2 separate regions of the Homo sapiens genome follow, and region 2 is linked to region 1. A link is an interaction called in ENCODE POLR2A ChIA-PET data of the cell type or tissue named here. Cell type or tissue: K562. All regions are shown on one strand.

What was found. Peaks named below come from ENCODE experiments on the same cell type or tissue, not always from the same donor. Only the 100,000 strongest peaks of a DNase experiment are listed, where the experiment ranks them.
Region 2: POLR2A ChIA-PET joins it to region 1 with 5 read pairs; 2 of 35 experiments call an interaction of 5 or more read pairs at or near these places.

What each region holds. Positions count from the first base shown.
Region 1 is chr1:154,302,706-154,307,705 of GRCh38, forward strand. No RefSeq gene overlaps it. Among named protein-coding and RNA genes, the nearest start is that of AQP10, 16 kb to the right of the region's middle. In K562, no CTCF peak of the experiment used is centred here; no DNase peak of the experiment used is centred here.
Region 2 is chr1:154,551,952-154,556,951 of GRCh38, forward strand. It overlaps UBE2Q1 (ubiquitin conjugating enzyme E2 Q1), which reads right to left. Exons shown (of 13, transcript NM_017582.7): 2 at 3,909-4,013; 3 at 3,477-3,581; 4 at 2,784-2,834; 5 at 1,081-1,221; 6 at 785-869; 7 at 453-513; 8 at 142-232; 9 at 1-28. It overlaps UBE2Q1-AS1 (UBE2Q1 antisense RNA 1), which reads left to right and starts at 1,658. Exons shown (of 2, transcript NR_046668.1): 1 at 1,658-1,721; 2 at 2,699-3,077. In K562, no CTCF peak of the experiment used is centred here; no DNase peak of the experiment used is centred here.

The DNA.
Region 1 (5,000 bases):
TTTAGTAGAGATGTTGTTTCACCATGTTGGCCAGGCTGGTCTTGAACTCCTGACCTCAGGTAATCCACCTGCCTCGGCCTCCCAAAGTGCTGGGATTACAGGCGTGAGCCATCGCGCCCGACCCAATTCATTCTTCTTATAGTTAGTTTGCCCTGTTGGGGAAAAGCATCTATAGCGTTCTGATTGGTTTCATTTCCTGGGGGAACTTTGAGAGAAGGATTAAGTGGAAAAGTTTATAGCCTTTTTACTGCTGCAATTAGTTTTGAGGTTCTAAGAACTTCTCATTATCCCCTCCTGTACCACTAATGCCAGATTCTCCTCACCTTTGGCTAGCACTTCTGCTGGTCTAGAGAGCTGGGTAGCAGAGTGACCCAGACCCTAAATCCTGAGAGTGCCTTTGGTTACCATGTGGCTGCTATACTTTTCTATTTACTGTTAGAATTCTTTTCTATTTACTGTTAGAATTGATCACAGTAGCACCAAGAGGCATCCCAGTGGATGACCTGAATGCCAAAGTATTCTTCCTGGCCAGGCATGGAGGCTCACGCCTGTAATCCCAGCACTTTAGGAGACTGAGACAGGAGGATTGCTTGAGCCCAAGAGGTTGAGCTTGCAGTGAGCTATGATCACGCCACTGCAGTCTAGCCTGGCTGACAGAGCAAGACTGTCTTTAATTTAAAAAACAAGGCTGGGCGCAGTGGCTCATGCCTGTAATCCTTGCACTTTGGGAGGCCGAGGTGGGTGGACCACTTGAGGTCAGGAGTTCGAGACCAGCCTGGCCAGCATGATGAAACCCCATCTCTACCAAAAATACAAAAAATTAGCTGTGCACGGTGGCGCGCACCTGTAATCCCACCTACTCAGGAGGCTGAGGCAGGAGAATCACTTGAACCCAGGAGGTGGAGATTGCAGTGTGCCAAGTTCGCGCCACTGCACTCCAGCCTGGGCAACAAGAGCAAAACTCCATCTAAAAAAAAAAAAGGCCAGGCACAGTGGCTCACACCTGTAATCCCAACATTTTGGGAGGCCGAGGCAGGTGGATCACTTGAGGTCAGGAGTTCGAGACCAGCCTGGCCAACATGGCAAAACACTGTCTCTATTAAAAATACAAAAATTAGCCAAGCTTGGTGGCATGCGCCTGTTATCTCACCTACTCAGAAGGGTGAGGCAGGAGAATCGCTTGAACCTAGGAGGCGGAGTGTGCAGTGAGCCGAGATCGCGCCATTGCACTCCAGCCTGGGTGACAGAGTGAGACTCCGTCTCAAAAAAAAAAAAAAAAGAACTTGGCACAGTGGCTCATGCCTGTAATCCCAGCATTTTGGGGGCAGGCAGATCACCTGAGGTCAAGAGTTCAAGACTAGCCTGGCCAACATAGTGAAACCCTGTCTCTACTAAAAATACAAAAATTAGCCAGGCGTGGTGGCGGGTGCCTGTAATCCCAGCTACTTGAGAGGCTGAGGCAGGAGAATTGTTTGAACCTGGGAAGTGGAGGTAGCAGGTCAGCTGAGATTGTGCCATTGCACTCCAGCCTGGGCAACAGAGACTCCATCTCAAAAAAAAGAAAGATCAGTAGATCCTTTTGTCACATGCCCACTGCCATATCCCCACTGCTGTAATGTTGATCTTTTAGAGTAATGTAATTCAGATTTCATTGTTTTCCATGTTTTTTTTTTTTTTTTTTTTTTGGTTATTGTTGTTGGAGTCTCACTGTGTGGCCCTGGATGGAGTGCATTGGCATGATCTTGGCTCACTGCAACCTCTGCCTCTCAAGTTCAAGCAAATCTCCTGCCTCAGTCTCCCAAGTAGCTGGGATTATAAGTGCGCACCACCATGCCCTGCTAATTTTTGTATTTTTAGTAGGGACGGGGTTTCACCACATTGGCCAGGCTGATCTCAAACTCTTAGCCTCAAGTGATCCAACCGCCTCAGCCTCCCAAAGTGCTGGGATTACAGGTGTGAGCCATCGTGCCCGGCCAGACTTCATGTTGATGGATCAAACACTCTGTAAGTCCTTGGAGAGTGGTACTAGTTACGGGCAGACCCTATGGGCAGGAAAGGCAAACCTATATTCAGAATACGTGTCAATTTCAGTCAAAGGTGGTGGGGTATAATGTCATCAACTTGTCCCTGAACGGCTGCTTGTTCTTCTCGTGGGATAGAACCATATGGGGGCTTAGCCCTGGCGTTTATTAATGACAGATTGAACACTGGCAGCAGCCATAGCTATTTCAGCCTTGGTGAGTAGGAGTTTGTATTAGTCAGGGTTCTCCAGAGAGACAGAACCAATAGGATATACTGGAGGGAGAGAGAGAGAGAGAAGAAGAGGGGATTTTAAAGCTCAGTCTACTGACTCATATGTCAATCTCCCCTGGAAACACCCTCATAGACATATCCAGAAACAATGCTTCACCAGCCATGGAGGCGTCCCTCAATCCAGTCAAGTTGACACCTAAAATTAGTCATCACAGAGCTCATGCTGGTGGGCCCATGCATCACCTCCATCTCTACGACCAGTTACTCCATTCATTGTACCCATTGTTCAGAGCTGGGGTGGCTGATGACAATGGCTGAGTCATTCTGTCTACTTATCTGTTCAATGCTTCCTTTGTAATGGATGCTCTCTGGTGGGCATAACATGTTGTACAAAGATCGTACACTTCAAGACCACTCCTATCGTTACAGAGTCTCACTCTGTTGCCCAGACTGGAGTGCAGGGCTGCAATCATAGCTCACTGAAGCCTTGAATTCCTGGGCTCAAGCAATCCTCTTACCTCAGCCTCCCAAGCTGGACCACAGGCGTGTGCCACCATGCCCTGGCTCTCAGACCTTTTTGTCCTTGTTCTTTCACTCTTTCTTCTCAAGCCCTTGACGAACCAACCGGGGCATTTGCCACTGACTATGTGACTGTGTGAATATTCTGCCCATGTGAATATTCTCATGTAGGGCTACTTCTCTTTCCACACAAAGGGGATGACCAGATATACTGTCCAAATCTTTGTCCCTGGAAGGATTTCCCCTCACCACTATCTTCCAGAGCTGCTTCTGAGTGAGGCTGCAATGCAGCAGGATTCTCTTTTTTGGCTTTTCCCCGTTTACCATGCCAATCCATCTGTGAGCAAAGCTTGGGCTTTTGCCTTCCCTGTCAGCAAGTCACAGGGATCCCTGACAGGGCCATAGGTGAGAGCTGAAGAGAGATGTCAGTGCAACACTGCTGAGTGACCTGGGAGTCTGGGCCACTTGCTTTGAAGCTTGCTTTGCCCTCTGATCCTGCTTATGCCTGATATCAAAGATGCCACCTCTATCTTACAATGTTTTTGTTGTTGTTGTTGTTTTGTTTTGTTTTTTGAGACAGGGTCTCACTCTGTCGCCACAATATGTTCTTGCTGGGCCCACTCTTCCTAATGACATGGAGGATCTGACAGAGCCCAGCTTTTGATGGTTAGTTCTGGCCACTTGGTTACTTGATGTCCTATAGTCAGGTTCTGTGTCTCTACCGGAGCCCAGGAGCATTTCAAGAGCTGCTTTTCAAGTGGTGGGTATTTTCCTGCTGCAGATGGCATGGATTTGCTCCAGAGCTTCAGGGGCCTACATTATGATTCTCCTCTGAGAGCTTGCCAAACCAAAACCAACATCTTCTCCAACCACAGACATTCCAGTCTCTTACGTTCTGCTAGGTCACAAGGCTGCAGAGGCCTTTTCTGCTTTTGGCCCCACTCAAAGTTGATGTCTTTCAGTGTCAGCTAGTAAATTGGTCAGGGTTGTATTCCTAACTGTGAAATATTGCTCCAGAGTCCTAAGAAGATTGGCATCGCACTTCTTTTTTTCTTAGTGGTGGGAGGCATGAGATGCAATATCTGACCTTGACTTTGGATAGATATCCCAGCATGTCTCAGACCACTGGACCTCTAAAAACTTAACCAATGTAGAAATTTCCTGAAACTTTGCAGGGTTTTATTTCCCACTCTCTGAATACATGTATCTTTCCAAGGATACTTCTTGCTCTTCCCGTATGATTAGCATGATGTTATACATATACAGTAGACTGGGCCACTTGCTTTGAAGCTTGCTTTGGAGCTAATATGATGTTCTTCAGAATGTTCATGTAGTCAAGATGCCTTCAGAGTATATTATGACAAAGGGCCAGAGAGTTAACATAATCCTGGAGTCAGGCATGGTGGCTCACGCCTGTAATCCCAGCACTTTGGGAGGCCGAGGCAGGCAGATCATTTGAGGTCAGGAGTTCGAGACCAGCCTGACTAACATGGTGAAACCTTGTCTCTACTAAAAATACAAAATTAGCTGGGCATGGTGGTGTACACCTGTAATCCCAGCTACTTGGGAGGCTGAGGCAGGAGAATTGCTTGAACCTGGGAGGCGGAGGTTGCAGTGAGCCAAGATTGCACCATCGCACTCCAGCCTGGGCAACAAGAGCGAAACTCCATCTCAAAAACAAAAAACAAAAAATGTTAAGAAGGCAGAACTGGCCAGACATGGTGGCTCATGCCTCTAATCCCAACACTTTGGGAGGCCAAGGTGGGCAGATCACTTGAGGTTAGGAGTTCGAGACCAGCCTGGCCAACATGACTAAACCCCATCTCTACTAAAATTACAAAAATTAGCTGGACGTGGTGGCGTGCACCTGTTATCCCCCTACTCAAGAGGCTGAGGCAGGAGAATTGCTTGAACCCAGGAAGCGGAGGTTGCAGTGAGCTGAGATTGTGCCACTGCCCTCCAGGCTGGGTGACAGAGTGAGACTATCTCCAAAACAAAACAAAACAAAAAAACATAATCTTGGGACAAGCCCATAAACAAACATTGTTGTCCTTCCCATGTGGATGCAAATGATCCTGCTTCTGATTCTCCTTCTGATCTATTTGGGATGGAAAATAACATTCACAAACCAAATTAATGGCGTACACCAACACCCGGGGGCTATAATAAACTGTTTTACAAAGTTACCATGTGGGACACAGCAACTGCAATTGGGGTTGTTGTTTGGT
Region 2 (5,000 bases), 250 kb after region 1:
CAAATGGTGGGTCAAAGGGAAAGTTATCCTGAGAGAGAGAGAGACGACAATCAGGGGAGGGAGGCCAGCATCCTCCACAGGACTGTCAGGCAGACTGGGCAGCCTAGGCCAGAGGGAGAGACTGGAAAAGAAAAGTCTTACTTTAAAGGAAAAGTTAAGTAGAATGAAGTCGGCTCCTTCTTTCTCTTTGAGGATCTGGAGATCGTTGTGCAAAGCGCTGTCCTGGTCAACTCTAAGAAGCAACAAGCCTGGGCTCAGATGCCTGGTTCCACCTCAGGAGCTTCATAAGGGCTCCCCTGCCCTGGCTGGCAGCAGACCACGAAACCACTGCCCACACCCGCTCCGGGACCCTGAATGAAAATGCTGGATGGGGCTGCCCTGGAGATCCCACCACAGTAGCCCCACTCACACTCCTCCTCAACTTCCTCTCCAATCCCAGAGTCCCCACTCACTTGAGGAGTTTGACATTCCAATCATACAGACTGTCATTCACGAGTTCGACTGCATAGTTTCCTGGAAGGAGGGAAAAAACAGGTGTTAGTAGAATGGTCCAGGTGGTGAGTGGTCTCTAATGCAGACCCCTTTCCCAGACTGAGAGAAAAAGATCAACAGCTCTAGGTTCACCACAGATGGACATGCAACCAAGCCACTGGCTTGAGGAGCTCCATTCTTGGCCTGAAAAGTTCATAAGCACTCCTGGACCCCAGAACCTCTTGGGCCCCTTGCCACCATACCCTTCTTTATGGGTGACTCTTGTGCAGGCCCCTCTCTGGGGCAAACTCACCGCCTTTGAAACTCTGTGATCGGTATATATCCCTGAGCTCCTTCATCAGCCGGTCAGTGGCCTGCACCGAGCCAGACACTGCACCCTGTGAGGGACGGATGACAGGAACATTCCTTGGTCGTGTGGTTTATAAACACACGTTAGACCTTAGGGGCAGTCTGGCAGCTTGCCCAGGATTTAAGAAAGGATTAGGCACAAAAAAGGAGTCTGCTCTCCATACTGAGATGCGATGGCCTACTACTTCCCAGCCATTTCCCACCAACCCCTTCACCAGCCTCTCTCTAGAAGGCACGTACATTTAAGTAATCTTGCCTCTGGTTCTTTTTAATTTTCTCTAGGATGGCCAAGTTTTCTTTTCCAATGCCATCATCTTCAGATTTCTTGCCCTCAGCTGGCTCTTCCTCTTTCATTTCATAGTGATCTAAGTCTTCTGTGTCCTGGAGGAGGTGTGGGGTGGGAGTGAAAAGAAAAGGAAAAAAACCGACACAGGTTAGAGAATGACCATCACCTTCCCAGTCCCATTTGGCGAAGAGCCAAAAGTTAAAGTGAAGCAGTCCATCTAGCAGTCTTATAAACGCAACGTGCTTTCCATTTTTAGAACAATTTCCAGCCCCATTCCCTCCACAGTCTAAATCTTCAGCTCTCAAGCTACAGCAAGGACTTCGGAAACGAGCAGAGCTGCAGCTGAGATCGAGGCAGGGACTTAGCCCTCTTGTTTCCTGGACTGACCCTGCTCCAACTGTTCCTAAAACTCCCTTGGCAGCAGAAACTCTTCCCTAATTCCTAGCAGAAATGACTTGGGCCTGACCCTGTGACTCAAAGCTCATGTTTCACCAGGTGACTATTGCACCCGGGAGTTCTCAGGGCCCCAAGCCTAAAGGAGAAACCTGAATCATTACATCTCCTCTCCTCGCTACAAATGCAAGGCATGAATCAGGTATGCAGAGGCACGCACTGCCAGATGGAAATGAGAAAGGATGTCCAGAGAGATATATGGAAGAGGTCAAGAACAGAATTAGCCCCTTATTCATCCTGCTCTAAGTGAGCAAGCAACTAGCTCACTGAGCATAGGGAAGGAGGAGAACCTATGTAGGGTTGAGCCCCTCAGCCAGATGTTGGGGGTGTGGCCCAGAGGGCTGTCCACTATCTGGGAGGAGTAAATTTCATGTCGTCAGCCCTTTGCCAGTCTCAAGAACCTTACACGGTTATAGAACCTGGGATATTAATCTAATGCTAGGAAATAAAAGTAATCAGAGTGATCTCCCCATTTCTGGCAGGACATACCTAATTACCACACCAGCAGGTAATGTCTACTGAGTGTTTATTACATGCCAGGTTCTGTCCTAGGTGCCGCAGATACTAGCTCATTTCATTCTTACCACCATCACTCATTATTCTATCATTATCCATTTTATAGATGCGGAAGCTGAGTCTAGTGAGGTCAATTATCATGCCCAAAGTCACAGCTCTTAGCAGAGCTAAGATTCAGTCAAGTTCTGTCTAGCTCTAAAGCTCAAATTCCTAACCATGATTTTATATTCTGTATGTTTTTAGAGAATATATCAGATAGATTGTTTAGCATTTATCATGTATCATCTGAAGCATTTTATATATAACACCTCATTTAATCTCAAGACAACCATATGCAGTAGGTATTATAATCCTACTTTATAGATAAGAAAACTGTAGCTTAGTGAGATTACATAAAATTCCTCAATTAGGATAGCTAGGATGCAAACACAGGTTTGTTGGACTCCAAAGCCATTTGAAATTAACTTACCCAGTATTTGGTTTGAACCGCGCTGCACCTGTCTTCAGTGGTTGGATATGGGTGCCCTGTCTCCTCTACTACACTGGCTATTCCTCCAGGTCAGTAAATCTGTCTTTATTCCTTTGATATTTTTCTCTCTCCAGTTTTAGACTGGAGTTCTGGATATGGGTACCAATGTTGCTGACTGCAAGAGCTTCCAGCCAATGCCACCTCAGGGGGCAAGCCTACCTCAGGCATCTCCTCATCTTCATCTTCTGAAGACACGTCTTCCTGTGTGCACTGCAGCAAGGAAGGGAAAGATGGAGATCAGAGCCCCAGTGGCTTGCTAGAATGCAGCCTCCAACCTACTCCCCTGAGCCCCCAGGTCTGGAAGTTGTGCGCCTGCCTGTAATGCTGCCAGTCTCTCCACCAGCCAGATCTGAGTGGAAGCAACAGCCCAGGGAATGGCTTTGCTACCAGCCCATTATTTTTCGCCTATCACTGCCAAAGAATAAAAGAAAAGCAAAATGGCTGTCTCTGTCACCCACCTCCTAAATCCTAGTTTAATTCTCCTAAGAACCCCTCCTTTACTTGATCTTCTTTAGACTGATATTGCATTCTTGGTTCTCACCAAGGGGCCTGGGTCCCCAGTGGCCACCAACTGTTATTGCTAAGATAATGGTAAAAATTCCCCCGCTCCCTTTCAACATCTGGGATGCTGCCCATGAGAATGAATTTTGATATCAGAGATGAAGCTACCAGTGCCCCATTTAGCAAAAGAAGATTCCCATCTGGAGAAGAACGAGGGTGAGAGTCATAAGACGTGTATGTTTTTGGGAGCCGGTGGGGATGGAGAGAAACTACTGATTTGTCTCAATTATTTACTGAGTACCCTGTGGGGCAACTCTGCACAACAGGGCCCGAGGCTCCTCAGCTGCTCACCTGCTCTGCTGGCAAGGGTTGATCCAGCATCTCCACATCTGGATGCTGAGGGAGGTTATAGAGTTTACACAGGTCGGAGATGATCCTCTTCAGATGCTGCAATAGCTACAGGTAGGGGAGCACAGAGACATCAAATCCTTCCCCACTCCGATCTGGATAAGTGCATGGATGAGCTCTTAGTTTGGGCCCCACACCAATAACTAGTTCTCTAAGCCTTATGGGCCACGTGGCTGTGGGAATGAGTCTCCTGATGGACCAATCCCAGGGCCGATGCAGGGTCTCCCTCTGGCTTCAGTAAGCAACTCCCCCGAGAGGTCATCCCCTAAATGTTTAGCTGTGTACCGTCCACTTTTCAGGATCCCTTTCACAGGATGCCTTTGTGGCATGGGCCTCATAAGAACAAAATGTACCCCTACCCTGTGGCCCCCTCACCAGAGTATTCCCTTTCTTTATGTCCACCAGCCTCTCCAAGACAGCAGCCAAGTTAGGGTCATCAGACTCCACCGACCAGATGGGGGGCACAGCAGGGTATGACTCCTGAAGGGAAAAGAGCAATAAGAGCAATCAAAATGGGTGACTCTGGGAAAAGCCAGATTTTGCCTGTCCTCTTCCCCCCAAGACTTCTAGCCCCTTTGCTTCCCACCCCCACCCCCTACACACACATAAAAGCCCAACTTAGGTCAGCATCTAACCAAGCAGCTTCACAACAAATTCTAAACTGGAAGAAAAACAGTCCCTGGGAAGACCCTTTCCGAGAAGCAGACTGAAACCTTTTCTTTCTTTCCTCGAGAGTACAAACCAGGAAACCTAGCACAGCCAAACTTGGCTAACAGCGAAGGGGGACTCCTCATCTCCTGCACTGCCTATACAAGTTCTAGACTTCAAGTTCTCCCTGGACCCAGAACAGTCCTCCAAGCTTGCTTTTCAAACTCCAGAATCGGCTGAGGAAGGGATCACCTCATCACAATGACACTGAAGTGAAAAAAGCAGAGTTCAGTAGGGAAGAAGTATAAAAACTAGACTGTATCTCCAGAACCCAAGAGTAAAAGGGTACTGGCAAGAATCTACCCACACCACTTCCAGAAGAGCCCCTCAAAGACCAATTCTCCCCACCTCTCCCTTGGGAACCTGCCACCTTCTCAGTCCAGGCGTGGGCTGTAGGGCTCCACATGGCAGGCTGGGAGAAAGAAGCCTACGCTACTGACATTCCCAGCATTCCTGAGCCACGGTGCCAAATGCAGCCTGACCAGACTCCCTCTCTGCCCAAACCAAGGGGGCTAGTTTAGGCCAAGTCTCCTTTATAGCCATGGGGAGTCTGGCTGAGGACCCCCTAAATTTAACTTCCTGCCAGGGACAAACGCAGTAAATGGCCTCTGGCAACAGAAAGAGCAGCTGGATAGGGGCAAACCTACCCTTAAGGAATTAGAAGCTTAATTCAGGAACAAAATTAACTCGAGGTTCCCACACAAGCCAGGGAAACCTTATCCACCTCTACTGGGTATCTTAGCATTGCCATGACTCTAA